Regions from separate parts of the Homo sapiens genome. Here region 2 is linked to region 1. The links are chromatin loops, found by intact Hi-C in ENCODE. Cell type or tissue: Calu3. All regions are shown on one strand. Links, peaks and the distances in the headings refer to the core of each region. The heading gives the core; the rest is flanking DNA. Region 1 has its middle 32 kb from the start of ATP2A2. Region 2 overlaps ATP2A2 (ATPase sarcoplasmic/endoplasmic reticulum Ca2+ transporting 2).

Region 1 (15,882 bases), core at 2,954-10,953:
GATGATGATGGCTTAGACTAGGACAATTGAAGTAGAAATAGAGAGAAGTGGACAGCTACATGGTGTTTTTTGTGGAAATAGAGTCAATAAGACTTTCTGCAGGGTTGGGGGGAGTCACAGAAAGGGCTATCAGCAATGACTTTCAGATTTTTTCATGAATTGAGTTAGAAAAGATTAAGGGAGAAGCAGACTTAGGTAGGGCAGGTCAAATGAAGAGTTCTGCTTTGTCCATGTTAAGTACCCGTTAGACATCCAAGAGGAATTGTCAGGTAGGAGCTACATTTATGAGTCTGGCATTCCAGAGAGAGGTCAGGGCTGGAGATAAAGATAAATAAAGATTTTGGAATCAATAACGTATAGGTCTCACCACCCCTTTCCACTCACACCTCCATCCCTCTGTGCTCTCTTGCGTTTCCCCCAACAGTCCTCTCTCAAGCTATTTTCTTACAGCTTCACATTTCTTCCAGACCAGGGAGTCTTCCCCAATTTTGTCATTCTCTGGAAACCTCTCTGTTATGGAACCTGCCCATACCACCTTTACTCCTCAGCCTTGCAATTGTTGCTTTTCATTTATGTATGAAAACATGCAATTACCCAGATAAACTGAAAGGGATGAGCAGGGGTGGGGGCAGATTTGGATACTAAGAGGAGCTGATGAAGCTCCTCTTCAGATTTGGATCGGCTCTGAAGTCACTGCTAAGTGGTGGGGACGGTGGAGCCTGAAAAGAAAATGGAATGGGGAGTTAGCACACGAGTGGGTTTGTTGCTACTCTCTTTGAGGCCAAAAGGATTTTTTGGTACCTTTCTTAGGGATATCATAGTTTGAGATACCATGAAAGATGTTCAGGCAGAGCCTTTTCAACGAAATCACCTTGCTGTGGTCTTCACAGAGTCTAGTTAATAGAAGTTTTGCACTGGCTGGGTGTGGTGGCTCACTCCTGTAATCCCAGCACTTTGGGAGGCTGAGACGGGCGGATCACTTGAGCCCAGGAGTTCGAGACCAGCCCTGGCAATATGGTGAGTTCTTGTCTCTACAGAAAACAACAATTTAAAAAAAATAAATAGGCATGGTGGCACACCCCTGTAGTCCCAGCTACTTGGGAAGCTATAGTGGGAGGATCGCTTGAGCCTGGGAGGTCAGTGAGCCATGATGGTGCCACTGCACTCCAGCCTGGGTGACAGAAAGAGGCCATGTCTCACACACACACTAAAAAAGTTTTATACTATCTAGGGCCGGGCACACTGGCTCTCACCTGTAATCCCAGCACTTTGTGAGGCCAAGGTGGGTAGATTACTTGAGGCCAGGAATTCAAGACCAGCCTGGCCAACATGGTGAAACCCCGTCTCTACTAAAAATACAAAAAGTTAGCCAGGAGTGGTGACGGATGTCTATAATCCCAACTGCTCAGGAGGCTGAGGCAGGAGAATCACTTGAACCCGGGAGGTGGAGGTTGCAGTGAGCCAAGATCACGCCACTGCACTCCAACTTGGGCAACACAGTAAGGCTCCATCTCAAAAAAAAAAAAAAAAGTTTTGTACTATCTAGGATGGTGGTTATAGTAGCACAACAGTGTGAATGTACTTAATGCCACTGAACTTACATTTTAAATGGTAATTTTATATTATGCTTTTTTTTTTTGAGACAGAGTTTCACTCTTGTTGCCCAGGCTGGAGTGCAATGGCGCGATCTTGGCTCACCGCAACCTCCACCTCCTAGGTTCAAGTGATTCTCCTGCCTCAGCTTCCTGAGCAGCTGGGGTTACAGGCATGCACCACCACTCCCGACTAGTTTTGTATTTTTAGTAGAGACGGGGTGTCTCCATGTTGGTCAGGCTGGTCTCAAACTCCTGACCTCATGTGATCTGCCTGCCTTGGCCTCCCAAAGTGCTGGGATTACAGGCATGAGACACCACGCCTGGCCTATTATGCATATTTTTACAATAAAAAAAATTTGAAGATCTGGAAACTGGATCCTAGGACCTAGAATATTTCTCTGGCCCCCAAACTACCTGTTTTTCTGTTATCAAGGGATCCAGGAGACCCAGATGCTAATCAGGAGCTCTTATGGGAGCCTGGAAAGCAGCTGCAGACTCTAAGGGTATCTTGACTTCTACCTGTGTAAGTACAGTTCTGTGTGGCCAGCTAACTGGCCAGGAGACTGTGTCTCTGTTCTTGTCTGTGTAATGCTACATAAGTACTGCCAAATTCTTGGGTACGGGGGGTTTCTCCTTGTGTCAGTATCTTGCAGACCATTTCCCCATTTGTTGATACTCATTCTTTAGTCTAATTAGAGGACAGTTGAGTGTTGTGCAGTTTTCTCAGATTGCCCACAGTAGAGGAGGTGCGCTGGCTGTGGTGATGCAAGAGCAACAGTTATCATGTAGGATGGGCAGAAGGTCCCCAGTGGTTGAAAGCTCACAGTCGCCTCAGCTACACACTTTTCTTTTTTGAAACAGGGTCTCGCTCTGTAATCCAGGCTGGAGTTCAGTGGCGTGATCATGGCTCTCTGCAGCCTCAAACTCCTGGGTTCAAGTGATCCTTCCACCACAGCCTCCTGAGTAGCCGGGACTACAGGGACACGCCACCATGCCCAGCTCATTTTTTAAATTTTTTGTAGAGATGGGGCCCCACTATGTTAACCAGGCTTGTTATGCTTTTAAAATACTTAAGACCTGACAATATCATTTGAAACCAAATCACTCCATTTCCCTCTCTTTATATCTTAAGGAAAACAGAGGCATCCTTTCATAGCCTTTGAGAGTCACAAAATTTGGGCGGCAAGAAATGAAGGTTGGCTGGACATGGTGGCTCACACCTCTAATCCCAGCACTTTAGGAGGCCGAGGAGGGTGGATCACTTGAGGTCAGGAGTTAAAGACCAGCCTGGCCAACATGGTGAAACCCCATCTGGCCAGGCGCAGTGGCTCACGCATATAATCCCAGCACTTTGGGAGGCCGAGGCGGGTGGATCACCTGAGATCAAGAGTTTGAAACCAGCCTGGCCAACATGGCGAAACTCTGTCTCTACTAAAAATACAAAAATTAGCCAGGTGCGGTGGTGCACACCTGTAATCCCAGCTACTCGGGAGGCTGAGGCAGGAGAATCACTTGAAACCGGGAGGCAGAGGTTGTGGTGAGTCAAGATCACACCACTGCACTCCAGCCTGGGCAACAGAGTGAGACTCCGTTTCAAAAAAAAAAAAAAGAAAGAAACCCCATCTCTACTAAAAATACAAAATCAACCAGGTATGGTGGCACACGCCTGTAGTCCCAGCTACTTGGGAGGCTGAGGCAGGAGAATCGCTGGAACCCAGGAGGCAGAGGTTGCAGTGAGCCGCGATCACGCCTCTGCACTCTGGCCTGGGCAACAGAGAGAATCTCTGTCTCAAAAAAAAAAAGAAAGAAAGAAATGAGGGTGGCTCTGCAGAAGTCTCTCTGCGTGAAAGGGCAGTGGAGATCGCCCACAGTGTGTGGAGCTGCTGGCGTTCATGCCGAGCCGTGGGCCCTCATAGAGCTGGTCCTGAAGGTTCAGCAGCTGTTCGGCATAAGCCACTTCAATCCGCTGGCAGTGAGTTTGGAGAATCTTTTAGCTTTGCTCCTAAAGGTAGATTCCAGGCGGTCTCAGAAGAATGATAAAGGGAGGGAGAAACAGGGCAGATGAATAAGAAAAAAGCTAGAAAAAGATTTGTATTGATGCTAGAAAAAAATGAAAGCTCTTTGTGGGTTTATTTATGCAAAGTAGAGTGCAAATACCTTGACTTGGCTGTTATTTAGGACCTTCCCTCCTCCCCTGATTACCTTCCAAACTGACACACACACCCCAGAGCAATTCAGAGCTCTGGTCTGGAAAATCTTCCCACTGAGGCGTCAGTAGCTTGCCCTGTGATGACAGGTTTAATGGTTTTCTATCTCTGCATTCCACTAGGACCACCTACCCAGAGGCCACGCCCTACTGACCCGGTTAGCCAGAGCCTGAGACTAAGCGTGAGCACACAGAGGGCAGTACCAGTGCAGGCGCCGGGAGAGCTGCGTTTTGCTTTGAGTGAATCGCTCTGGTTGGCTGTGTGGCCATGTCCATGTTGCTTGCCCTCTCTGTAATTCAGGGTCCCAAATTATATAATGGGACTGATGGTTCTTGTCTCCTAGAAATGTCATGAGAACAGAGTAAATTATTGGTCTTCACCTTTTTTTTTTTTTTTTGAGGTAGGATTTCCTAGGCTCTCTTATACCAGAGAAGAAAATGTCCTTAGAAGACATTTAATCAGAGAATAGACAGAGAGAAGGCAAACTTGCTCACAACCTGCCTTGAAGTCTCTTACATGTCTCCTTCCAGAGAAGTCCAAGGGAATCTTCAGTAATTGCTGGACAGCAACCTGGAGTAGGGGGTGGAGGTGATGTATTTTTCTTTCTTCCAGTTTCCCCTTCCAGTCTGATCTCTCTTTGAGTGACACTGATTGGGGTGGGCCAAGGGTCATGGGTGAAAACGTCCCCGCTGCTCAGGTCTGCTTATTGGATAATACACCCATCAGCCTGCCCTCTCCGTGGGCAAAGCCCCAGCCTTTGTATTGATGTGTGTTTGATTGTTTAAAGGCAGCCCTGCTGGCTCAGTGCCCCCTGCTGGCCTCCATCTGTGGCAAAGAGCACACAGCCAGAGAGCAGCAGTCACTGAGGGCAGGGCCAGGGCAGCACCAGGCTTCCCAGTCACCTGCCTGCAGTGCCCAGGAACTCACTGTCAACTCCTTGTCCTTATGAAAGTTCCTCGGGTTCTCCTTTTCATGATTGTATTAATCTCCTGTTGTAACAAATCACCACAAATCCAGTAGCTTAAAACAACATGAATGCATGATCTTCCATTTCTGGAGGCCAGAAGTGCAAAGTGGGTCTCACAAGGCTAAAATCAAGGTGCTGGCTTGGCCGTGTTCCTTCTGGAGGCTCTAGAGGAGAAGCCATTTCCTTTTCTTTCCCAGCTTCTAGGGGCTGCCCATATTCCTTGGCTTGTGGCCTCTTCCTCGTCTTCAAAGCCCGTCGCTCCAGCCTGTTTCTGTCCTCACGTGTCCTCCCCAACTCTGACCCTCCTGCCTTCTTCCTGTAAGAACCTTATGATTAAGTTGGGCCCCAGCCCTGTCTGTCCTTGGGTTTCTAAGGATTTCTCAGGAATGGAAGTGCTGTTCCTTGTCAGCTGGGAGCCAGTGGGATAAGTGCATTGATTAGGAAGTTTCCTGAGGACAGGAGGCACCCAACCTTACAGGCCTTTGACACCCTCCCGCCCAAAGCAGTTGATGACCAGTGAGAGGACTGAGAGTCCAGAAATAAAAAGAAGCGGGACCCCATATGTCTGGATTATAAGAAACTCAATTGATAAGGATGAGAGCAGGCAAACGGGCTGATGTCACACACAAGCAGCCTGATCAACGACCTTCTCCCTTGCCCCAATTCTGGAATCACTTCACCAAAGCACCACCATGCTTTCCATCTCTTAATGCCTTTATTTTTAGTTTGGGGTATTTTCTATTGTTTGAAGGTTGCCTTGCAACCCGTTCGCCTGGAGGGTTTAAACAATATAGAGTTTCTTTGCTGAGCAGCAACAGTAGCCAAGAGAGACTGAATATAAACTTTTAAGTCTATTTTCTCAGGGTTCCTCCATCAGGAATGGCTTTAAACAGAAGAGCGCACTCCCCTGGCTTGCCTCTCCCTGGGGGAGGGGAGAAGGGTAGCTGATGGAGAACATTTTGTGTTCTCTTATCTTTCATCCTAGTGGAAGGGGATAAGCACCAGAATAGGAAAACAAAATATCTGGCTATTAATATACTCTAAGTCCTCCAGCACATGGATTGGGTTTGTTTATTTGTGAAAGGGAAGGATGCTTTTCTCTGACCTTTGTAAGCGCTTCTGCCAGCTGGGAGGGCCCTGGCAGAGGGAGTGCCCTCCATAAGGTGAAGGGGCCAGGGGGCCAGGGCCTAGCTTCCTAGGAAAAGAGAAAACCCTCAGACTTTTCTCAAGAAAAGTTGCTTTTCAGGATCAACCTGCTTCAAGCCCCAGCAGTGTCATCCAGGAAAAAAAGAGAGAGAGAGAGAGAGCAAGCAGGAGGATTTCTCACGCAAGAGCCAGAGTGTCCCCACCTCCCCACCAGACGTGTATCTCTGTCACCCTGTTTGTACCTAACCTGGGGAACCAGAGAACTGGGCAGCCTTGCCAGAAGAAAGAACACACAGGTTCCTCAAGACACCCACTTATATGGCAGTAAGCAAGGCTAAAAAAGGAGTGTTCCCCTGCCCCAGAGGACAAAGGCTGGCAAGAGGAAGGCACGCAACACTGCCCAGCTCAGGCTCTGCACTGTCATTCTGTGTTTCCCTCGGACCCTGTAGTGGATTGAACCAAGGAGTGCCCTGGAGTAGGTCATCATTTTCTGGGCGGCTAGTTAATGATAAGCTTTCAGCTGGGAAGGAGCCAGAAGGAAAGAGGCTTCCTCAGGGGGCAGGAGCACGCAGGCCTCCAAGCCCCACACCTGCTGTGTCATGTCAGAGGTGCCAGAGCACCCTTTGACTGCCTGAAGAGGTCTCGGCTTGCCACCCACCAGGGTCAGGTCGTCTCAGGTCCCCGGGGAGGTTTGACTAGCCAAGAGCCCCAGGCAGAGGCACCAGGAGAGGAGAGCAGCATTGGCAGGGCCTGCCCTCTCCCAGAGCAAACAGGGACAAAGGTTGGTGTACTCACGGCTGCCTCTCCCATCCTGCCTGTGCCTGCCCGCCACACCAGATACTCCAGGTTGTCCCAGCATTGCTACATTAGGCAGGAATCTGTCATCTCTGCCTGCTGGGTCACTCATTACCCCAGATCCAATTCCCAGGCAGGGAAGTTTGGGGCATCAGAGCAGCGGAGAAGGCTTTGGCATTCAGGAGCTTTAAAACAGAAAAGCTGTCGTGTCTGTACCTGTTCAGTAGGGAGCCAAACGTGTTTATTGCATGTGTTATGATGCTATCGTGAAAGTATGCATGAAAGGAAATAATTTGTAAGCTCGCTACCCTGCCTGTCTGGAAAAGTGGGGCCCTCTGTGTAAACCCCAGCTCTGCAGGCATTCTGAGAGCTTGAACATTCCTTGTGACTATTTCTTATACTACATTTCACTGCCACCCCAGTGTGTTTGAATTTGTCTCTGCGCCAGCAGGTCGGAGTACCCATTGGGATTCTCTGTGAGAATTCAAACAAGTTGGAGGCGCTGAGGTTGCCAAGTGCAACCAGGTCTGGCACAGACTTGGCGTGAGAGAGAGCAGGAGCAAGAAGGCTTGGACATCATGAATCACTGAAGCCCTGGCCCATATAGCCTTCTTGTTTGGGATTAGTATAGAAGTGTTGTTTTTCCTTCTTTATACCTGAGAATGGCCTTCAGCTGCTGAAATGATGATATTTATCAAGGTAGTACTATACTAAGAACTGAATGAATGATCTCATTTACCTCCCACCTCAAACCCATGAGATAGATACAGATGAGGACCCATGCTCAGAGAATTTGAGTAACATGCTTAAGGTGACCTCCTACTTCATCTGCAGTTATTTTGTTTGTTTGTTTGTTTATTCATTTGAGATGGAATCTCACTCTGTTGCCCAGGCTGGAGGGCAGTGGCACAATCTCAGCTCGCTACAAACTCCACCTCCCAGGTTCAAGCGATTCTCCTTGCTCAGCCTCCTGAGTAGCTGCGATTACAGGCGTGCACCACCATGCCTGGCTAATTTTTGTAGTTTTAGTGGAGACAGGGTTTCACCATGTTGACCAGGCTGGTCTCAAACTCCTGGCCTCAAGTGATCCACCCACCTCAGCCTCCCAAAGTGCTGGGACTACAAACATGAGCCACCTTGCCTGGCCTCATCTGCAGATAAGACTTGCTAGCACCCTATTCTGAAAGGAGAGGAAGAAAGAAGATGAGGATGAGTATTTCTGAGGGCTGTAGTTGTGTACTGGTTTCTTAGAAGCTAGGGCCCTCCTGATTTATATTCCATGGGGCTGTCTGAGGAAGTTGTTTAGCTTTTGAGGTGATAGATGAGGGCTGGGTCACTTCTGTTTGCAGAGTGTGGGCTGAAGGGTAAGTCAGGACATTTCTCCTCTGGTCCCCATCAGGGACTCACAGGCTGACTCCTGTGGCTGTGTTTATATCATCATTTTTAAGGCATCAGTACCAGCATGGCAGCTCTAAGCTCCCTCTTCCTTTTGCCGTCCTCCATGTGGAAAGAAGCCAAACGGGAGAACTTCCCCAACCATTTCCCCTCAGTGCAGCTGGTACCAGCTTGAAACCTAAGACACATAGCACTGCAGCCCGGCCAAAGCATGGCTAATCCGTGTTTCTTTAGACACAGCAGGAAGCTGCTCTGTGGCCTGGTGTCAGGAACCATCTCAGGGCCCATGGGTGTTCTGCTTCCTTGGTTTGACCCTGAGGGGTCAGCTGGCAGGTGAAGCCCATCAACACTGACTCTGTAGACGGGGACTATCATCAGCAGCTTATGGAAGAGAGGGAAGAGGATGTCTGGGATTTGAATCTTTTACTCAGGGCCTTTTCTGGAAAAGCAGTCTCTTTGGAAAAGGAGGATGATAGAGGAGTTTCCATAAGGTGGAAACGGCTCCCTCCATGTGTGACTGTGAGAAGGGAGTGTCGGTCCAGTGCCATGTCCCATTCCAACAGGTGGCCTCCAGTTGCCATCAGTGCCCTTCGCCATGCCTTCGTCCTGGGGGTGGCCTGCAGTGTTGGTAGGGGACCCTGCCTTTCCTGGCCATCCCCATAGGCCACAGGCCCCTCCAGTATGCTGCTCCTGCACGGTGCCCAGAGCCTGTTCCACCCCGCCAGGCACCTCTGTCCGTCACATCGGCTGCACACATCAGCTCTGCCCCACTCTGTGTTTCTGAATTACTCTCACTGGCAACCAGCACAAGCTCTGCCCTCCCAGTGTCCTGATATCCTCTGGTTAATAAGCAGCTCACATAAAGACACCAAGAGCTGTTGCAAGTGGTAGAGAAAAGCCACAGCTCTCTGAATACAGTCCAGGAAGCCCTGGACTTGGCCCAGGAACTTGGTGGCTGTTTCTGTTCTCTGCCCCTTGGTAGCCTTCCTCACCGGGTATAAAAGGGAGAGAAGCTTGAATCCTTACCCTGAGGCATAGGAGACTACAAGGCAGTGAGGGGCTTATTAGTCAATGAGAGACTTTTGCTGAAGCTGGACGACCCTTCCTGGAGGAGTCCTCTTTTCTAAAAGAAAACAAATTCCTGCCCTTTATTCTTTCAAATCTACTTCTAGAAAAGTCTTAGAGTTCCTGTTAATTCAAACACCAATCTCCCACCTTCCCTCTCTCCTGTCTCTATGAGCTGCCTGGGCGGCACACTTCCTACCCACCTGCTCACTCCCTCCATCTCCTATACTGTTTTATCCCCTGGAGTTTGGAGATGTCCCTGTGGAAGGGGACAGTGGGGAGTGTGTGCCAGATCCCCCCCGCCCATTGTCACCTTGGTCTGAATCCAACCCCACAAGGGGAGCTGGAGCCGTCTCCCTGCATCTCCCTGGGCCTGCCCATTGTCAAGGTCCTGGTCACCTTTGAAGCCTCCTGCAGGGATCCCCAGTGCCAATGGAGCCTTTTCCAAAGCCCAGTAGCATGACATTTTAGACTTGGAAATCCCTAGACAAATAAATCTCACTTAATCCTCACCAAGTTGGCCCCCAGTGGAGACAATTGCTTAGCCAAGTTTATCAGGTACCACTAGTTCTTGCAGCAAACATTCCTTCTGTTCCAGGCATTGTGCTCGGGTTGGCAATACAGGATAAACAAGACAAGGTCCCTGTCCTTGCGGAGCAACCAGACCATCAGAAGAGACACACATAAAACAGAGGGGCCTGCTCATTTTGCATGCCTCATACCCAACATTTCTCCACTCTCACAGGCTCTCCAAGTCCCTACTCTTGCCATTTCCCAGCTCTGTAATGTAAATGGCTTACTGTATGCCTCAGGCTCCTCATCTGTAAAATGGGGTTATTAATAGTATCTACCTCGCCTGGGGGCGGTGGCTTATGCCTGTAATCCCAGCACTTTGGGAGGCCGAGGTGGTTGGATCACGAGGTCAGGAGTTCGAGACCAGGCTGACCAACATGGTGAAACCCTGTCTCTACTAAAAATACAAAAATTAGCTGGGCATGGTGGCCCGCACCTTTAATCCCAGCTACTCTGGAGGCTGAGGCAGGAGAATCACTTGAACCCGGGAGGCAGAGGTTGCAGTGAGCCGAGATCGCGCCATTACACTCCAGTCTGGGCAACAGAGCGAGACTCCATCTGAAAAACGTAAAAATAATAGTATCTACCTCATAGGGGTGCTGTGAGGATTTAATGAGATACCATATTTTAAGGCACATAGCAGTGCCTGGCGAGTAGGGCTAAGTCAGCGTTGGCTGCTGTTATTTTCTCTGGAGGATAATATTTGCCAGGGAGAGCAGTGGAATCAGGCAGAACTGGACTGCAATCCTGTTTTCCCCACACATTAACAACTGTATTCTTTTGGGCAAAACAATCTCTCAGCATCAGCTTCGTGGGTAAAGACAAATTACTTCATAAGAATAAACTCAGGCCAGCCAAAGTGCCTGGGTGACAGAGCGAGACCCTGTCTCAAAACAAAACAAAACAAACAAACAAAAAAGAAGAAATTCAGGCCGAGCGCATTGGCTCATACCTGTAGTCCCAGTACTTTGAGGAGCTGAGGCGGGGGATCGCTTGAGCCCAGGAGTTTGAGAGCAGCCTAGGCAACATGGTGAAACCCCATCTCTAAAAAAGTACAAAAATTAGCTGGGCATGGTAGTGAGTGCCTGTAGTCCCAGCTACTCGGGAGGCTGAGGCAGGAGGATCGCTTGAACCCAGGAGGCAGAGGGTTGCAGTGAGCCGAGATTGTGCCTCTGCACTCCAGCCTCAGCAACAGAGCAAGACTCTGTCTCAAAAAAAAAAAAAAAAAAAGAATAAATTCCGGCCGAGTGTGGTGGCCTACACCTGTAATTTCAGCACTTTGGGCAGCCAAGGTGGGCTTGAGTCCAGGAGTTCAAAACCAGTCTGGGCAACATAGCAAGACCTCATCCCTACTAAAAAAAAAAAAAAAATTAGTTGAGTGTGATGGTGTGTACCTATGGTCCCAGCTACTTGGGAGGCTGAGCGGTGATTGTGACACTACAGCCTGGGCAACAGAGTGAGACCCTGTCTCAAAAAAAAAAAAAGAAAAAAGAAAAGAAAGAATACATTCACTGATCTATGTGAATATGTGAAAGTACCAAACACATAGCAAGAGCTCAGCACATGCAGCCTCCTGGGATTTTTTTTTTTTTTTTTTTTTTTTTTGAGACAGAGTCTTGCTCTGTCACCCAGGCTGGAGTGCAGTGGTGGGATCTGGGCTCACTGCAAGCTCCACCTCCCGGGTTCACGCCATTCTCCTGCCTCAGCCTCCCGAGTAGCTGGGACTACAGGCGTCGGCCACCACGCCCGGCTAATTTTTTGTATTTTTAGTGGAGACGGAGTTTCACCATGTTAGCCAGGATGGTCTCAATCTTCTGACCTCGTGATCTGCCTGCCTCGGCCTCCCAAAGTGCTGGGATTACAGGCGTGAGCCACCGCGCTCAGCCCTCCTGGCACTTGTTGAGGCTCTGAGGACCCAAGGCGCCAGGAAAGCAGAGGAGACTCAGTATCCAGTGCCTCCCATAGGAAATGGCTCCCATTCCCCAAGTTAGTCCCAGAAGCTGGACCCTCCCTGATTTGGTCCTCATTCTCCCAGAGAAGCGTGTTCCGTGATTGACTGTGTCCCCTCCCTCTGTCCTCTGTGCCTCTGCACTAAGTACCAGGAGGCCCTCGTCCTGTCCACACTCAGCCATCGCTCGGCCGGAGATACACATGCAGCTCCTCTAATCTTTCCCGGCAGCTCAGCCACCCCGCTCCCCTCACCCCCCATTCCATCCCTTGTTCCCCTTCCTCCTTAATCAAATTAAGGGAAAGAAGAGGATTTAGATAGGGTTGCTAAATATATTTCTGTTCAGGGGAGGGAGAAAAAGAGAAGAGTTTGGAGGAGGAGATAGAGTGTGAAATTCCTTAATAGAATGTGCTCTGAGAGCCTACTTTCTCCAGAATAAGCCGTGCAATCACCTATCTGGATAGAGTTTTCTCTTTGGCAAAGTGCTTTCACATACATTATCTCATTAAGATATGGGCCGGGGTGGCAGAGTGCCCACTCCCCGGAAAGGTCTGCCGAGGCCACTGGGCCTCGTGAGCTGGCCTGACCCTGGTCTATATATTTCACAGGACACCCTGGCCCCAAAGGGGTGACTCGGCTTTCTGTGGAGCATGACACCAGCAGCCGGGCTGCTGACGTCTGGAGGTCACAGTTTCCCTCTGTGTGTTCTCCCGACAGCAGATTCTAGATCTTTTTTAAAGTTTCACTTTTGAAAAACCAGAAGAGTGCTTATTTTAGAAATCTTTGAAAATACATTAAAGAATAAAGGAGAAGAATCATTCATAATCTACAGTTTAACTACTGGTAGTATTTGGGGCAAAACAATCTCTTTGTTTTTGAAATGCACACATATCTTTATGCATATGTGTGTAGGTTGGAAGATGGGGTTATATGCACACATATTGTTTGTATCTTGCTTTTCTATTTATTATTTTTGTGTTCCAGTTCATCAAAAATTCTTCTGAAATGTTATTTTAAAATCGCATGAATTACAAGGGCTGGGCACAGTAGCTCATCTTTGTAATCCCAGCACTTTGGGAGGCCAAGGCGGGCGGATCACCTGAGGTCAGGAGTTCAAGACCAGCCTGGACAACATAGCGAAACCCCATCTCTACTAAAAATACAAAAAATTAGCCAGGCGTGGTGGCAGGCGCCTGTAGTTCCAGCTACTCAGGAGGCTGAGGCAGGAGAATGGCATGAACCCGGGAGGCGGAGCTTGCAGTGAGCTGAGATTGCGCCACCGCACTCCAGCCTGGGTGACAGAGCGAGACTCGTCTCAAAAAAAAACCAAAAAAATTAGCCAGGCATGGTGGCATGTGCCTGTAGTTCCAGCTACTTGGTAGGCTGAGGCAGGAGAATTGCTTATACCTAAGAGGCAGAGTTGCAGTGAGCCAAGACTGTGGCACTGCACTCCAGCCTGGGCAACAAAATGAGACTCTGTCTCAAAAAAAAAAATTACCTGGGTGTGGTGGCACATGCCTTTAATTCCACCTACTTGGGAGGCTGAGGCACAAGAATCACTTGAACTGGGGAGGTGGAGGTTGCAGTGAGCCGAGATCATGCCACTGCACTCCGGCCTGGGTGACTGAGTGAGACTCTGTCTCAAAAAAAAAAAAAAAAAAAAAAAAAGAAAGCATGAACTGGAATTTTTTTCATTATAAAAAATTATACATGTCCTTTTCTTTCTTTCTTTTTTTTTCTTTTGAGATGGAGTTTCGCTCTTGTCGCCCAACTAGAGTGCACTGGCGCAATCTCAGGTCACTGCAACCTCCGCCTCCCAGGTTCAAGTGATTCTCCTGCCTCAGCCTCCCAAGTAGCTAGGATTACAGGCATCCACCACCACGCCCAGCTAATTTTTATATTTTTTAGTAGAGACGGTTTCACCATGTTGGCCAGACTGGTGTCGAACTGCTGACCTCAGGTGATCCACCTGCCTTGGCTTCCCAAAGTGCCGGGATTACAGGCGTGAGTCACCATGCCCGGCCACATGTCCATTATTAAATAATCATTGCTCATATTTATCTAGTCTTTTTTTTTTTTGGTTTTGAGACAGGGTCAAGTGTAGTGGCATGGTCACAGCTCATTGGAGCCTCAACCTCCTGGGTTCAAGTGATCCTCCTGCCTCAGCCTCCCGAGTAGCTGGGACCACAGACACACACCACTACACCCAGATAATTTTTGTATTTTTTTGCAGAGACAGGGTTTTGCCATGTTGCCCAGGGTGGTATTGAACTCCTGGCCTCAAGCAATCTGCCCACCTCAGCCTCCCAAAGTGCTAGGATTACAGGCATGAACCACCACGCCCGGCCTTACCTAGTTGTATAGTAAACCAGGAACTCTCTGCTAAGCAGTTTACATAGATTATCACATGTGATTCTCACAGCAACCCTCTAAGGTAGATCTCCTGGCTTCAAGTGATCTCCCGCCTCAGTCTCTCAAGTGCTGAGATTACAGGTGTGAGCCAGCACACCTGGCCCAATGACTTTTTTTTTTTTTTTTTTTTGAGACAATGTCTCGCTCTGCCCAGGCTAAAGTGCAGTGGTGCAGTCACGGCTCACTGCAGCCTCAAGCTCCTGGGCTCAAACAATCCTCTCACTCTTAGCCTCCTGAGTGGCTGGGACTACAGATGTGTGCTACCATGCTCGGAAATTTAATTTTTTTTGTAGAAACAGAGTCTCACCATGTTGCCTAGACTAGTCTCAAACTCCTGGGTTCAAGCAATCCTCCCACCTTGGCCTCCCAAAATGCTGGGATTATAGGCATGAACCACTGTGCCTGGCCAGCCCCAATGGCCATTTTTAATGACTCCGTAATATTCTCCAGTATGGACTTACTGTGATGAACAGTTACAGTTGTTGGACATTTAAGGTTTTTTTCTTTTGCTATGATCATGAAGTAATGAGCATCTTTGCATAAAACATCTTTGTTCACATCTCTTATCTCTTATCTTTTTTTTTTTTTTTTTGAGACTGAGTTTCCTTCTTGCTGCCCAGGCTGGAGTGCAATGGCACAATCTCGGCTCACAGCAACCTCCGCCTCCCGGGTTCAAGTGATTCTCCTGCCTCAGCCTCCCAAGTAGCTGGGATTACAGGCATGCGCCACCACACCCAGCTAATTTTGTATTTTTAGTAGAGATGGAGTTTCTCCATGTTGGTCAGGCTGGTCTCGAACTCCCGACCTCAGGTGATCCACCCGCCTCGGCCTCCCAAAATGCTGGGATTACAGGCATGAGCCACCACGCCCGGCTTGTGATTTCTTTAGAATCATTCCTATAGCAAAATTACTGAGTCATTCTTTTTAAAGTATCATTACGTGTTATCAAGTGACTTTCCAGAAAGCCAGCATGCAATCCCACCAGCAGGCGGAAGAGAAGGCCCTCTTTAAAAACAATTCCGTTTGATAGGTGGGAATACTATCCCTTTGAGTTGATTTACATTTTCTTGATTACTAGTGAGGTTGAATTTTTCTTTCATGCATCTATTAGGCAGTTGTAAATCCATGAATAATTATCACAGAGAGCAGTGTCATCATTCCTGTTAGCACTTATGTGTGTGTGTGTGTGTGTGTGTGTGTGTGTGTGTTGATTTTTAGTTTCTTTGTTTTTTTTTCTTTTGAGATGGAGTCTCGCCCTGTCACCCAGGTTGGAGTACAGTGGCATAATCTTGGCTCACTGCAGCCTCCACCTCCCAGGTTCAAGCAATTCTCCTGCCTCAGCCTCCCGAGTAGCTGGGACTACAGGTGCTCACCACCACACCCAGCTAATTTTTGTATTTTTACTAGAGATGGGATTTTGCCATGTTGGCCAGGCTGGTCTTGAACTCCTGACCTCAGGTGATCCACCCACCTCGGCCTCCCAAAGTGCTGGGATTACAGGGATGAGCCACCATGCCCAGCCTTGAGTTTCAGTCTGGATGAAGCTACTTTAAGGGTGCATCATGGAGGGGAAGAATGTTTTCAGATTCAGCATTTCCCGCAGAACCTCAGTCTTAATGAGGACTGTGTCCCTGTGGCCCCTCCTTCCTCCCTCTCACCCGCAACCACACTGTGTGGCTCTTGCAGAATTGCCCCATCTCAGAGGAAAGGTCAGAGATTGAGATTTCCCTTAAACGGAAGCTCAAATGTGCACTGTCAAGCTGTCCTGGAGATAGTACA
Region 2 (15,882 bases), core at 3,019-11,018, 62 kb after region 1:
GGCTCTTAAGTGCTGCTTGCTTTCGTCTTAAATTGTGACCTTTTTAACTGAGTAATGCAGAACAGACATCTAGGTTTAGAATGTATGTGGGCATTTTATTAAATACTGTTGTCATACTACTAGGCAGTGAGCACCTTAAGGACAGAACTGTCATATTGACTGTTGTAACGTTATCGTAAGTTCTCTATGAATGAAATTTGAAATCAGAAGTATATGATAGGCTCAGCTAATGTAAACATAGTTGCTGTGCAGAACAAACAGTTGAAGTGTATGTGTGTGTTCAATACAATTATTATTATAATATTATACAGACAGAGTCTTGTTCTGTCACCCAGGCTCTAGTGCAGTGGTGTGATCTCGGCTCACTGCAACCTGTGTACCTCCCAGTTTCAAGTGATTCTCCTGCTTCAGTCTCCCGAGTAGCTGGGATTACAGGCTTGGGCCATTATGCCTGGCTTGCTTGCTTTTTTGTTTGTTTGTTTGTTTGTTTGTTTTGAGACGAGTCTCGCTCTGTTGCCAGGCTGGAGTGCAGTGGCATGATCTTGGCTCACTGCAACCTCCGACTCCCTGGTTCAAGCGATTCTCCTGCCTCAGCCTCCCGAGTAGCTGAGATTATAGGCACGTACCACCACGCCCAGCTAATTTTTGTATTTTTTAGTAGAGACGGGGTTTCACCGTGTTGGCCAGGATGGTCTCAAGCCCCTGACCTCGTGATCCATCCTCCTCGGCCTCCCAAAGTGCTGGGATTGATTACAGGCATGAGCCACCGCGCCCAGCCACGCCTGGCTAATATTTTTGTATTTTTAGTAGAGGCAGAGTTTGGCCATGTTGGCCCGGCAAGTCTTGAATTTCTGGCCTCAAGCGATCCACCTGCCTCAGCCTCCCAAAGTGCTGGGATTACAGGCGTGAGCCACTGCACCTGGCCTTCAATACAATTATTGAATGCCAGATTATTAGTATATTCAAGGTCTGTGTGATCCTCATTATTATCTTAATTCCAGAACATTTTCATCACCCTCAGAAAAACCCATACCCATTAGCAGTTGTTGCCCTGTTTTCCTCCCACCAGTTCCTGACAACCACAGTTTATTATCTGTTTTGTGGATTACTGTCTGTTTTTCTGGATATTGCATATAAATGGAGTCAATCTTGGTGACTGGCTTTCTCTTAGCATAGTGTTACATTTCGTTCATGAATATAGCATGTATTTCATTCCTTACTGCTGAATAATGTTTATTAGTTGATGGACATTTGGGTTGTTTCCAGTTTTGGTCTATTATGAGTAATGAATAGTGCTATAACTTGTACATACATGCTTGTACTAATTTTTGTGTGAACATAACATTTTCTCTCTGTTAGGTATGTACCTAAGCATGGAATTATGGGGCCTATAGTGACTCTATACTTAACATTTTGAGCAGCTACCAAACTGTCTTTCAGAATGGTGGTGATATTGTTCTACATTCCCACCAACAATGTATACAAGTTCCAGTTTCTCTACATCCTTGTCAAGACATGTCATTGTCTATCGTTTTAAAGTTTTACCCAGGAAGTGAGTATCATTGTGGTTTTGACGTCCGTTTCCCTAATTTCTTAATGATGTTGGGCATCTTTTCATGTGGCTATTGTCCATCGGTGTGTTTTCTTTGGAGAAATGCCTGTTTAAATTAGGTTATTTGTCTTTTTAATGTTGAGGTATAAGAATTCTTTACATATCCTGCCTTATGAGGTGTGATTAGCAAAATTTTTTCCCCATTCTATAGGGATTCCTTTTTTTCACTTTCTTGATGGCATACTTTGTAACATACAAGTTTTTAATATGATAAAGTCCACTTATACATTGTTGTTGCTTGTGCTTTTGGTGTGATGTCTAAGAAACTGTTGCCAATTGAAGGTCACAAAGACTTTATATATTAGCCAGTATATATGATCCAGGCGTCGTGGCTCATACCTATATGATCCCAGCACTTTGGGAGGCTGAGGCAGGAAAAACCACTTTTTTTTTTCTTTTTGAGACGGAGTCTTGCTCTGTTGTCCAGGCTGGAGTGCAGCGAGTGGCATGATCTCGGCTCAGTGCAACCTCCGCCTCCTGGGTTCAAGCGATTCTCCCGCCTCAGTCTCCCGAGTAGCTGGGATTACAGGTGCACACCACCACACTCAGCTAATTTTTGTATTTTTAGTAGAAACGGGGTTTCACCGTTTTGGCCAGGCTGGTCTTGAACTCCTGACTTCAAATGATCCGCCTGCCTCAGCCTCTCAAAGTGCTGCGATTATAGGCAAGAGCCACCATGCCCAGCCTAGGAAAAAAACACTTTTAAATTAGCCAGGCAAGGTGGTACAGGCCTGTAGTCTCACTACTCAGGAGGCAGAGGTACGAAGATGACTTGAGCCCAAGAGTGGAGGCTGCAGTGAGCTACTATGATCCTGCCACTGTCCTCCACCCTAGGCAACAAAGCAAGACCTTGCCTCTTTAAAAACAGCAACAACAGCAAAAACTATGGTGTGAGGTAGGAGATCCAGCTGCTTTCTTTTGCATGTGGATATTTAGTTGTCTCAGCACCATTTGTTGAAAAGATTTCTTCACTAATTTGTCCTGCAACCTTTGTGAAAAATTAATTTACAAATGCAAGAATGTATTTCTAGACTCTATTCTTACTCCATTGATCTCTGTCTTTAGGTCAGTACCATACTGTCTTGATAGCTAGCTGTCGTTTTGTATTTTTTGAAATTGGGAACTTGGGAGTGTAACTTTGTTCAAGATAATTTTGGGCATTCTGGGTTCCTTACATTTACATATAAATTTTTAAGAGTTGCTTGTCAATTTCTGCAGAAAGCAAGCTGGTATTTTCAGTAAGAATTGTGTTGTATCTATAGATGAGTTTGGGAAATATGGTCGTAATATCAAGTCTTTGGATCCATGAGCATAGGGATGTCTGTTTTTTTTTTGTTTTTTTTTTTTAAGGTCTGTCATTTCTTTCAACACTGGTTGTCAGTGTTCAAGTCTTGTGCTTCTTTTGTTATTGCATTTTTGGCGGGGGGAATATTTGTAATTGGAATAATTTTTTGTAACTTGAAATTGGCCTATTGGTGATATTTATTTATTTATTTATTTTTGAGACGGAGTCTCGCTCTTTCACCGCTATGACAGGCTGGAGTGCAGTGGCACGATCTCTGCTCACTGCAAGCTCCGCCTCTCGGGTTCACGCCATTCTCCTGCCTCAGCCTCCCCAGTAGCTGGGACCAGAGGCGCCTGCCACCATGCCCAGCTAATGTTTTTGTATTTTTAGTAGAGACAGGGTTTCACCATGTTAGCCAGGATGGTCTCGATCTCCTGACCTCGTGATCCACCCGCCTTGGCCTCCCAAAGTACTGGGATTACAGGCGTGAGCCACCGCGCCCGGCCTAGTGATATTTATTTTTAATTAAAATTTTTAGATTCAAGGTACATGTGCAGGTTTGTTATGTGGATTTAATGTGTGATGCTGAGGTTTGGGCTTCTGCTGATCCTGTCATCCAGATGATGAGTATAGATGATGAGTATAGTACTTCACAGATAGTTTTTCAGCCCTCGCCCCTCTTTCCCTCCCACTTTTTGGAGTGCCCAGTGTTTATTGTTCCCATCTTAATGGCTATGTGTACTCAGTGTTTAGCTCCTACTTACAAGTGAGAACAGACAGTATTTGGTTTTCTGGGTTAACTCACTTAGGATAATAGTCTCTGGCTGCATCCATTTTGCTGGAAAAGACATGATTTCATTCTTTTGCATGGCTGCGTAGTATCACATGGTGTATATATACCACATTTATTTTTGAGATAGGGTCTCACTCTGTCGCCCAGGCTGGAGTGCAGTGGTGCGATTTTGGCTCAGTGCAACCTCCACCTCCCAAGCTCAAGCCATCCTCCCACTTCAGCCTCCTTGTGAGTTCAGGCCATCCTCCCACCTCAGCCTCCTTGTAGCTGGAACTACAGATGCCCACCACGCCCAACTAATTTTTGTATTTTTCGTACAGATAAGGTCTCACCATGTTGCCCAGGCTGGTCTCGAATTCCTGGGCTCAAGTGATTCACCCACCTTGGCCTCCGAAAGTGCTGAGATTACAGGTGTGAGCCACCACGCCCGGCCACAATTTCTTTTTCTTGGGATATATACCCAGTAATGGGATCGCTGGGTTGAATGGTCATTCTGTTTTTAGTTTCTTGAGAAATCTCCAAACAGCTTTCCACGGGGGCTGAACTAGTTTACATTCTTGCCAGCAGTGTATAAGTGTTCCCCCCAGCCCCACCACCTTTTTTTTTTTTTTTTTCTTTTTTTTTGAGGCAGGATCTCAGTCTGTTGCCCAGGCTGGAACACAGTGGCATGATTATAGCTCATTGAGCCATGGCTTTCCAGGCTCTAGTGACCCTCCCACCTGAGCCTTCCAGGTTAGCTGGGACTGTAGGCACACACCACTATGACAGGCTCATTTTTAAATTTTTTCGTAGAGATGAGGTCTTACTATGTTGCCCTGGCTAGTAGTTGAATTCCTGGGCTCCAGTGATCCTCCCACCTCAGCTTCCCAAAGTGCTGGGATTACAAGCGTGAGCCACCGTGCCCAGCAATAATAGTCACTCTGACTGGTGTGAGATGACATCTCATTGTGGTTTTGATTTGCATCTCTCTACTAGTGATGTTGAGCATTTTTTCCTATGTTGACTACTTGATTGTTGTCTTTTGAGAAGTGTCTTTTCATACCCTTTGCCCACTTTTCAACAGTGATTTTGTGTGTGTGTTTGTGTGTGGATTTAAGTTCCTTATAGATTCTGGATATTAGTCCTTTGTTGAGTGCATAGTTTGCAATTATTTTCTCCAATTCTGTAGGTTGTCAGTTTACTCTGTTGATAGATTTCTTCTGCTGTGCAGAAACTCTTTCGTTTAACTAGGTCCCAATTGTCAAGTTATTTGTTGCATTTGCTTTTGAGGCTTAGTCATAAATTCTTTGCTTAGGGCAGTGTTGAGAAGAGTATTTCCTAGGTTTTCTTCTAGGATATTTACAGTTTGAGGCCTTACATTTAAGTCTTTAATTTGCCTTGAGTTAGGAATTCTTTTTTCAATTTCATTTTCAGATTGTTCTTTGCTAGCGTGTAGAAATAGTTTTTTACGTATTGATCTTGTAGTTTGCCATCTTGCTGAACTCATTAGTTAGTTTTAATAGTTTTTATGGGTTCCTTAAGATTTTCTATATACAAGATCATGCATTTGCAAATGAAAATGTTTTTACTTCTTTCTAGTCTGGATGCCCTTTATTTCTTGCCTAATTGCCCTGGTTAGAATCTCCAATACAACGTTGAAGTACCAAGAGCAGACATCCTTGTCTTACTGATCGTAGGGGAAAGCATCCAGTCCTTCACAGTGAAGTGTGACATAGGTGTGGGTCTCATAGGCGGGTGCCCTTTATCATGTTGAGGAAGCCTAGTTACAGCTGTAATATTTAGGTTGTCAGTATACTCTGGTGACCTTTCATGGTGTTTGTAAACTTATATGCAAATCAGAAATGATAGTTTGCTGGGTTACTAGGACCAGCAGGTCATTGAATTGGGTAAGATATAATTCTAAGGCATTTGCAACTATTATATGGAACATTTTGGAAAAGCATACCGTGACTGTATAACCTGGGCCAGATAAATAGGTATTTATTTTATTAAGACTATACACGTTGAGCCTTTTAAACTTCCACCTCTTTTAGAATTAGTAATCAAATTGACTGTGCAATCTAGCATTTAGCCTGATAATTCAGTTTTGTGAAAACTATAGAGTGAACTTTAATTCTGAATTTTTTCTTGTCAGTCGAAGGTACTATTTGCGTAGCCTGAAAGATTAAATGGCATAAATTGTGCTTTTAGACATGGTGACTTTTATATTTTCATTTACATTATGAAATTGGATGTGAAGGGGTTTTTCAGATGTGTTGGAAAACTGGAGAGTGTTGTAAACTAATTCGAAGCTGAAAATAAAAAAGTACTGACTTAACGATTTTGATATTTGCAGAAAGGAACAGACCTTTTTGTAGTCACTGTTTGGAATGTAAGGGTCATCTCCTGACTTTAAAATTCTTTGTCAGCTTTTGGAAGATATCTGGTAGGATGGTTCTGGCTGAACTTTTCAAAGACTAAGCTGGAATAGGTGGTTTTTTGAGGGAGATATGGAGAGAGAGTTTAAGGAAACTAATTTTTTTTTTTTTTTTTTTTTTTTTTTTTTTTTTTGAGATGGAATCTCACTCTGTCGCCCAGGCAGGAGTGCAAGGGCGTGATCTCAGCTCACTGCAACCTCCGCCTCCTGGGTTCAAGCGATTCTCCTGCCTCAGCCTCCCTAGTAGCAGGGATTACAAGTGCCCGCCACCACACCCGGCTAATTTTTGTATTTTTAGTAGAGACAGGGTTTCACCATGTTGGCCAGGCTGGTCTCGAACTCCTGGCCTCAAGTGATCCGCCCGCCTCAGCCTCCCAAAGTGCTGGAATTACAGGTGTGAGCCACCATGCCCAGCCAGGAAACTAAATTTTATATGTTGCTATACCAGCTAATCATTCCAAAGAGAAACTGGGTAAGCATACATAGCAAATGCTAATGTGAGTCTTAAGTATCTAGAACACAAGAGCCAAATGAAATTGATATGGCAAATAAAAACATGGAGAAAATAACCCGCACATAGGCTGTGCTCAGTGGCTCATGCCTGTAATCTCAGCACTTTTGGGGGAGGCCAAGGCATGCAGATCACTTGAGTCCAGGAGTTTGAGACCAGCCTGGGCAACATAGTAAAACCCCATCCCTACAAAAAATACAAAAATTAGCTAGGCGTGGTGGTGCGTACCTGTAGTCCCAACGACTTGAAAAGCTGAGGTGGGAGGATCACCTGAGCCCAGGAGGTCGAGGCTGTGGCAGTGAGCTGAAATTAAGCCACTGCACTCCAGCGTGGGCAACAGAGTGAGACCCTGACTCAAAAAAAAAAAAAAGAGAAAGTGACCCACATGTTCACCTCTTAAGAAGCCACAGTAATTCTACATTATCTTAAGGCCAAGAAAATATTTCTCCGGATGGATGGAAACCAAAAGTAGTGAAGTTGTACATAATCTTATAAGAAATGAACGTCATTGTTTTTAAGCTTTCTGTATTATCTGCTGACATGAAAGTGAATCAAGCTATAATAGCCTAAGTCATTTCTGTTTTCTTTTTTTCTTTTTCCTTTTTTTTTTTTAAAGTAGAGACGGGATTTTACCATGTTGGCCAGGCTGGTCTCGAACTCCTGACCTCAAGTGATCTGCCTCCCTTGGCCTCCCAAAGTGCTGGGATTACAGGCATGAACCACCGTGCCCGGCCATGGTTTTGTGGGATGTTTTTTTGAGACAAGGTCTCCCTGTATTACCCAGCCTAGTCTCAAACTCCTGGGCTCAAGGGATCCTCTTCCCTTGGCCTCCCAAAGTGCTGGGATTACAGGCATGAGCCACCATTCCCAGCTAGAAGTCTTAGTTTTAGAATTTTGGGGCTTCTAGTATATGCCGCAGGGGTTATTTATTGACTTCTTAAGAACACTGTTTTCAGGGTTGTTTAAAACAAACTTTATGTATCTTGGTAACCCAGGGTTGATGAATAGCACCAGGAAATAAATATTCTCAGATGACTTCTGTCTTGTAGTATATACTCTGGAGCGAATCATCTTTTAAGATTTAAGTAGTGGAAGCAACACAATCTTAAAATTGCATTTGCTTTAGCACTTGTACAGAAATTGATAATTTTATTTCCTAAAATGAAGACTTAATAGCCAACAGGGTGCCAGCAATTTCAAGATTTACTCGGGAATAAAAAGAATAATTCTTAAACTTGACAGCAATTTAAAGGAAGAAAACTTTCAATTTAAAGGAAGGAAACTTTTACTTCAGACAGTTAACATGCAGTACTGAGATTTAGTAGCAGGTATAAACTGCTTTTGAAGCAGTTGAGTAAAAGGCAGAGTTGTGAAATAGATGAGTGGATTCATATAAGAACCTGGATTATGATCCTAGTTCTGCATGACATTGGACTATGTACATTAACCTCTGCAGAATTAGGTAATTGGAGTACTGTTTCAAGGAGCTTTCTTGCTCTAAAAAGTGTGATTTAGATAGTATGGCCATGAGTCCATGTGGACTTTTTTTTGCTTTTAGAAAGCTGTTGGGGTTGGAATTGACTGGCTTTAAACATTTAGCAAACATTAAATGCTCTTTAACACAAAACAGAGTAGTCAGTCTGCTGTAGAGCAGAGGAGTTGGCATACTATCTTTGTGGGTTGGTTGGTTGGTTCGTTTGTTTATAGACATGAGGTCTCACTGTGTCACTCAGGCTGGTCTTGAACTCCTGGCCTCAAGTGATCCTCCTGCCTTAGCCTGTAATCCCAGGTCTTTGGGAGGCGGAGGCGGGTGGATCACAAGATCAGGAGTTCAAGACCAGCCTGGCCAAGATGGTGAAACCCCCGTCTCTACTAAAAATACAAAAATTAGCCGGGTGCAGTGGCAGGCACCCGTAACCCGTAATCCCAGCTACTCGGTAGGCCGAGGCAGGAGAATTACTTGAACCCAGGGGGCAGAGGTTGCAGTGAGCCAAGATCGCGCCACTGCACTCCAGCCTGGGGGACAGAGCGAGACTCCATCTCAAAAAAAAAAAAAAAAAAAAAAAAAAACGCTGGGATTATAAGTGTGAGCTATAGCGTCCAGCTAATATTTTGGGTTTTGTGGGCCACAACAATCTCTGTACCAAAGTCTTTTGTAAAATATGAAAAGAGAATTGTTTAAAAAAAAAAAAAAAAAGGTGTTGGCTGGGTGCAGTGGCTTATCCCTGCAATCCTAGCATTTTGGGAGGCCATGGCAGGAGGATCACTTGAGCCCAGGAGTTTGAGACCAGCCTGGGCAACATATTGAGACCTTGTCTTTACAAAAAAAGTTTTAAAAACTTGCATAGTGAGGCTGGGAGCCATGGCTCATGCCAGCACTTTGGGAGGCTGAGACGAGGTTCACTTGAGCTCAGGAGTTTGAGACCAGCCTGGGCAACATGGAAAGACCCCGTCTCTAAAAAAATAAAAAATGAAAATTTGCTGGGCATGTTGACGTGCTCCTGTAGTCCCTGCTTCTCGGGAGGCTGAGGTGGGAGGATCAGTTGAGCCTGGGAGGTCAGGGCTGCAGTGAGCTCAGATCGTGCCAGTATGCTCCAGCCTGGGTGACAGAGTGAGACAGAGTAAAACTCTGTCTCCCAAAAAAAGTTCGGGGGGTGGGGAGCCTTAAGATTTTGCACACTGCTTAGATCAATGTTTCTCTAACTTCATGTGTGCAGGAATTACCTGGGGATGTTGTTAAAATGTATGTTTTGATTGGTTCAGTCTGAAATGGGGCCTGATTATTCTGCATTTCTAATAAGCTCCCAGGTCAATAATTTGAGTAGCAAGGCTCTAGAGCAGATCTTAATCATTTCTAGATCACAGTCCCTTTGAGAATTAATGAAATTTATGGACTTTCTTCCCCAAAAACATATATTGAAAATCTTGTGTGCAACTTCAGGAGGTTCATTTGTCCTCCTCCTCAGAAAGTCCACCTCAGGATTCTAGCTATTTAGTTTTGAAAACTGAAGTACAGGCCGGGCATGGTGGCTCATGCCTGTAATCCCAGCAATTTAGGAGGCCAAGGCAGGCGGATCATTTGAGCCCAGGAGTTCGAGACCAGCCTGGCCAACACTGTGAAATCCCATCTTCACTAAAAATACAAAAATTACCCGGGTGTGGTGGTGGATGCCTGTAATCCTAGCTACTTGGGTGGCTGAGGCACGAGAATCGCCTAAACCCAGGAGATGGAAGCTGCAATGAGCCTAGATTGCACAACTGCATTCCACCCTGAGGGACAGAGCGAGACTCTGTTGCAAAAAAAAAAAAAAAAGAAAACAAAACAAAAAAGAAAAATTGCTTTAGTTGTTCTGTAAATCCTGGAAGCTATACCTCTGTTTCCAAAGCCAAGGTATAAATTATTACTCTAGAAAACGGATAAGCAGAAGAGCAAAATAGTCTAAAACAAAAATCAGCATAGAGAGTTTTTGAGTTTGAGAGCCCCTGAGCACTGTCAGAATAGCTAAGACATTAAGAACTGTGAGAAATGAGAGTTCTCCTCAACCATCAGACCATGATAGGCCAGTTGATCTTGAAGCCTGACCTGATTTCATGGGGCTGGCATTTCCTTCCTGATTTCCTGTAATCACCTCCTCTCTACTCCCCATGATTCAGTGGTAGTCACAGTACCAGGAAGTGCCAACCTTTTCATTCTTGCTACTGAGATGAAGATTTTGGAAAAAGGAGAAGAAACCATGTGGTTTGGGAACCACCTTTCCTTTTTTTTTTTTTTTTTTTTTTGATACGGAGTCGCTCTGTCGCCCAGGCTGGAGTGCAGTGGAATGATCTCGGCTCACTGCAAGCTCCGCCTCCTGGGTTCACGCCATTCTCCTGCCTCAGCCTCCCCGTTAGCTGTGACTACAGGCACCCACCACAATGTCCGGCTAATTTTTTGTATATTTTAGTAGAGATGGGGTTTCACCATGTTAGCCAGGCTGGTCTCAAACTCCTGACCTCAAGTGCTTCATCTGCCTTGGCCTCCCAAAGTGCTGGGATTACAGGTGTGAGCCACCGCTGCTGGCCATGGGAACCACCTTTCCTAAGCATTAACACCAAACCACCTAGATGGGCAGATTTAACTGTGACCAACTTTTATATTAAAAGATAATGGAACTTTTTTTTTTTTTTTTTTTTTTGAGACAAAGTCTCGGCTCTGTCACCCAGGCTGGAGAGCAGTGGTGCAATCTTGGACCACTGGAACCTCTGCCTCCTGGGTTCAAGCGATTCTTCTGCCTCAGCTTTCCCATTAGCTGGAATTACAGGTGTGCACCACCCCACCTGGCTATTTTGTATTTTTTTTTTAGTAGAGACGGGGTTTCACCATGTTGGCCAGGCTGGTCTTGAACTCCTGACCTCAAGAGATCCACCCACCGTCAGCCTCCCAAAGTGTTGGGATTACAGGCATGAGCCACTGTGCCCGGCCGATAATGGAACTTTTGAAAACCAAGGGCTTGGTGGCCGGGTACACTGGCTCATGCCTGTAATCCCAGCACTTTGGAGGCCGAGGCGGGCAGATCACCTGAGGTCAGGAGTTCGAGACTAGCCTGACCAACATGGAGAAACGCTGTCTCTACTAAAAATTCAAAATTAGCTGGGCATGGTAGCGCTTGCCTGTAATCCCAACTACTTGGGAGGCTGAGGCAAGAGAATCACTTGAACCCAGGAGGCAGAGTTTGTGCTGAGCTGATATCGTGCCATTGCACTCCAGCCTGGGCAGCAAGAGTGAAACTCTGTCTCAAAAAAAGAAAAAAAAAAAAAAAGTAAAACAAAGGGCTTGGCATTATCAGTGCCAGAAAAATACAAGATTGAGAGAATGGGGAAACAGGAGGGACATAAACTTGGTGGGAGTATACATTTGTATGCAAAAGTAAAAGATAACAGACGAAGATGTTAACCCTGTAACACCGTAAAAGGAAATGTTAGAAATAACTAGATAGCCATAAAAATAGAGGATGATTCATTTAGTTCATGGTATGGTTGTGAAATACTGTGGCCTTGAACAAGTACCTTTTAGTGTCTCATTTTCCTCATCTATAAACAGGGAGGGAGTAAAGATAATAGATCCCTCCTTAGAGTTGTGAAGATTGAATTAGTAACCTGTGAAGCTGTTCCAGCAGTACCTGGTCTAGAAATAATAGTCTCAAAATTTCATTGCTTATTATTACTATACAGCCACTTTTTAAAATGAGACAGGTATGTATAAATATAAAAGGTCTAATATTGTTTTAGTGAATGTTGTACATAAAGAGATGTCCAGAAAATCCAGAAGATACACTTTTTTTTTTTTTTTTTGGAAATGGAGTCTCGCTCTGTCGCCCAGGCTGGAGTGCAGTGGCATGATCTCAGCTCACTGCAAGCTCCGCCTCCTGGGTTCATGCCATTCTCCTGCCTCAGCCTCCCAAGTAGCTGGGACCACAGGCACCCGCCACCATGCCCGGCTAATTTTTTGTATTTTTAGTAGAGACGGGGTTTCACCATGTTAGCCAGGATGATCTCGTTCTCCTGACCTTGTGATCCGCCTGCCTCAGCCTTCCAGAGTGCTGGGATTACAGGCGTGAGCCATCGCGCCCGGCAATATACTGTTAACTGTATATATATCTGTTGAAAGAGGGGAAGAAGAATGGTGTTTGACCTTTTAAACGTGCATTTTTCTTTTGTGATAAAAATCTCTGTTGGTAGGTAGGCTGGAGTACTCTAACATTGCTTAGTGCATGGTTGCCTTTGCAACATCTAATGAATTGGTTACCTTTCTACCCCCATAACTCTAGTAACTGGAAACTTGCTTAATGATCAGTGTCATTTTTTTAGTCAGTTCATTATAAAATATTCCTTATGAGCTAAAATATATTTTGTCTGTTGTGTATGTTAGCTTTTTTAATTTGGAGCCACATAGAAATCTGATTTATCACCAGTTTAGATCTGAAGGGGAGCTTATGAAACCTTATTTTAGGGGATGAGAAGACTAAAACTCAGAGTTTGTAACTTATCCAGGAGCATGTGGCAGTTTGTGGCAGTACTAGGACTGTCAAATGTTAGCAGTATAGCGTATCCTAAAATTTTTATTTTTGGCCGGGTGCGGTGGCTCACGCCTGTAATCCCAGCACTTTGGGAGGCCTAGGTGGGTGGATCACTTGAGGTTGGGAGTTCGAGACCAGCCTGGCCAACGTGGTGAAACCCCATCTCTACTAAAAATACAAAACTTAGCCGGCCGCATCGGCACACGCCTGTAGTCCCAGGTATTTGGGAGGGAGGCAGGAGAATTGCTTGAACCCAGGAGGCGGGGGTTGCAGTGAGCTGAGATCACGCCACTGTGCTCCAGCCTGGGTGACAGAGCAAACAAACAAAATTAGCTTGGTGTGGTGGTGGGCACCTGTAATCCCAGCTACTCGGGAGGCTGAGGCAGGAAAATCGCCTGAACCTGGGAGGTGGAGGTTACAGTGAGCCGAGATCATGCCACTGCACTCCAGCCTGGGCAACAAAGCTAGTCTCCATCTCAAAAAGTAAAATAAAATAAAATGTTTATTTCCAAGTTAGTCTTAGCATTTGTTTCAAACGCTTTACCATCTTGGTAGTTCTCTTTGGTACCCAGATTGAATGCAGTTATGTAAATGGAGTCTGGTTGTCATTCTAGACATTTTTTGTCTTCTGACAGTCTATGGAAATTTCTTTGGCAGTCTTAATTACTCTACCAGCTAAAACTACAGTCTTTCTTAGGTGTTCTTCCCATCCCCCCATTCCTAAATTTCTAGACTTTTACTGGCATAGATTATTTTGGTTTTAGTCTAAACGTAGAATTTAAGCAACTACCATTATTGAACCTCATTTAGCTTAACCAAAGCTGTTATCTCTTTGGACCCTGATTTTTTATTGTTTCTAGCTTCGTGATGTTCTTCAACTTGGTAATTAGAAGTCTTTTGCTACATGTATACTAAAGGAAATATGTGTGCCAAATGCTTTATTCATTGACAGATATTTTATTTGACACCCACTGTGTGCCAGGTATAGTGGTAGGGCTAGGAAATCAGTGATGTCTGAGTGACTCTGCCTTTATGGAGCTTTTGGTTTTAGTGGGGAAGATTCATGAAGACCATGCGAGTGTAAGGAAAGGACAGGATGCTCTGTGGGCACACAGTGAGGGATGCCAGCCTAATCTGGGAGTTAGAGGAAAGCCTTACTATTTATGGGAGAAGAAAGGGTATGTGAAGGCCCAGAAACAAGTTAGAGGAACTGAAGAGCATAGTGTGTGATGCTCAGAGGGAGGTGAGAGGGTGACAGGCAAACAGCACTTGGGTCATGGAGGCTGTTATAAGCCCGGGTTGGGATGCCAAAGAAGCTGTTGAAAGATTTTAAAACAGGAGGAGATCACGTTTGCCATTTTAAAGACAGTACTGTCTAAGAAACAGATTGGGAGCAAACCACAGTAGTATAATGGGGTATTGTGTAATGTTCCTTCCCTGTTCACCGTGAGGCCTGGAAGTAGTTTAAAGTAGTCAAGTAGAGCTTCTCAAATGAAGAATTTCATTCAGTCTCTGCTAAACTACAAAATTTATGACTCAAATTGGAAACACGGTGAAAATTTTGAGTCACAGTTAAATGTTTAAGTAGTTTAAGATAAATCTGTTATGCCTTGTGTTTCCTAGGAGCCATTTAGATTCAAAAACAACAGTGGCATTTAGAAGGTAATTTCTGGTCTTAAATAGTGTTTTTCTTATAAAAGATTTTAATAACTGGTGTTTGCCACAATAAATTAGGTTTTTAAAATGCATAATACAATTGATTAATAAAAAGGATTTTTTAAAAAAATAATGCTGATTTTTGGTTTGTTTGGGTTTTTTTTGAGATGGAGTCTCACTGTGTCACCCAGGCTGGAGTGCAGTGGCGCAATCTCAGCTCACTGCAACCTCAGCCTCCAAGTAGCTACAATTATAGGCGCCCGCCACCATGCCGGGCTAATTTTTATATTTTTAGTAGAGACGGAGTTTCACCATGTTGGCCAGGCTGGTCTCAAACTCCTGACCTCAAATGCTTCGTCCGCCTTGGCCTCCCAAAGTGCTGGGATTACAGGTGTGAGCCACCATGCCCGGCTTGAATAATGGTAGTTTTAACCATCAGTATTTATATTTGACATAAGTGGTACAAATAATGTTTCAGTATCATGGCTTATAAACGTTTGCATGGAGTTCTAAAACGTGGCAAACTGATAATTTAATGAACTCTTACTTGAACTCTTGTGCAAGTATACTGTGAGGATTTTGTTCTGATTGGAAATCTTTATTGTAATAGCAAATTAAAGAGCTGTGGATTTTCAAGAGCTGAATTTGAAAGGTGTCAGATGTTAAATGGAAGGTAATTCAGAGTTTATTCTTTTATTGTACCTGCCTCCACCCAAAGAGTCAGAGAAAAACATTTGGAAGAAAAAATTGCAGAGCATCCCTTTGGCAAGAGTAAGAATTTTCCACTACCACTTGCCCTAAGAGCATTGACATGCCTCACCAGGGAAATGTTACAGGATGTGATCATCGGAACAGCCTAGCCTGCTCTTCATGCACAAAATCCTTTGTCTGAAATTCACAGAAGCCTCTCCAGACAAAGGGAAATTGTTGTGTCTTCACTTGAAAAGTATTCGGTGGACCTTTACTTTCATGAACCTTTTAACTCTAAGAACCTGTTTTCCTAATAGAGTCAACCCTAAATTGACTCTGATATCAACAAAAGGAATGTAACAGTCACACAGCAAGTTAAACAAAGGTTTTCATTAATTGAGCTTCCTTAGAGAAGGCTACTTTTACTTCCTAGCCTGAGTTCCTGTGCATAAAATGAAGAGGACATTGGTTGGTCAAGATGATGTGATGGTCCCTCTAGCTAAGAAAATACTAGAATATGGCAGGTTCGTTGGTTTGTTTTTGAGATGGAGTCTCGCCCTTTCACCCAGGCTGGAGTGGCGCAACTTCGGCTCACTGCAACCTCCGCCTCCAAGGCTCAAGCGATAGTCTTGCTTTAGCCTCCCAAGTAGCTGGGATTGCAGGCACCCACCACCACACCCGGCTAATTTTTGTATTTTTAGTAGAGATGGGGTTTCATCATCTTGGCCAGGCTGGTCTTGAACTCCTGACCTCAGGTGATCTGCCTGTCTCAGCTTCCCAAAGTTCTGGGATTACAGGCATAAGCCACCGTGCCCAGTCTATGGCAGGTTTTTTGGATTTATGTTTCTTCAATATCTTTCTAC

What was found. Hi-C counts contacts between places; a loop is a spot of excess contacts. Peaks named below come from ENCODE experiments on the same cell type or tissue, not always from the same donor. Only the 100,000 strongest peaks of a DNase experiment are listed, where the experiment ranks them.
Region 2: it touches region 1 in a loop (5-fold over the local background); 2 of 110 quality-filtered maps call a loop at or near these places.

What each region holds. Positions count from the first base shown.
Region 1 is chr12:110,241,075-110,256,956 of GRCh38, forward strand. No RefSeq gene overlaps it. Among named protein-coding and RNA genes, the nearest start is that of ATP2A2, 32 kb to the right of the region's middle. In Calu3, for the core only: no CTCF peak of the experiment used is centred there; DNase peaks (open chromatin) are centred at 4,617, 6,567, 6,687, 7,167 and 1 weaker place.
Region 2 is chr12:110,302,936-110,318,817 of GRCh38, forward strand. All of the region lies in intron 5 of ATP2A2 (ATPase sarcoplasmic/endoplasmic reticulum Ca2+ transporting 2), which reads left to right. Among named protein-coding and RNA genes, the nearest start is that of ATP2A2, 30 kb to the left of the region's middle. RefSeq lists an enhancer at 11,698-11,777. In Calu3, for the core only: no CTCF peak of the experiment used is centred there; a DNase peak (open chromatin) is centred at 10,236.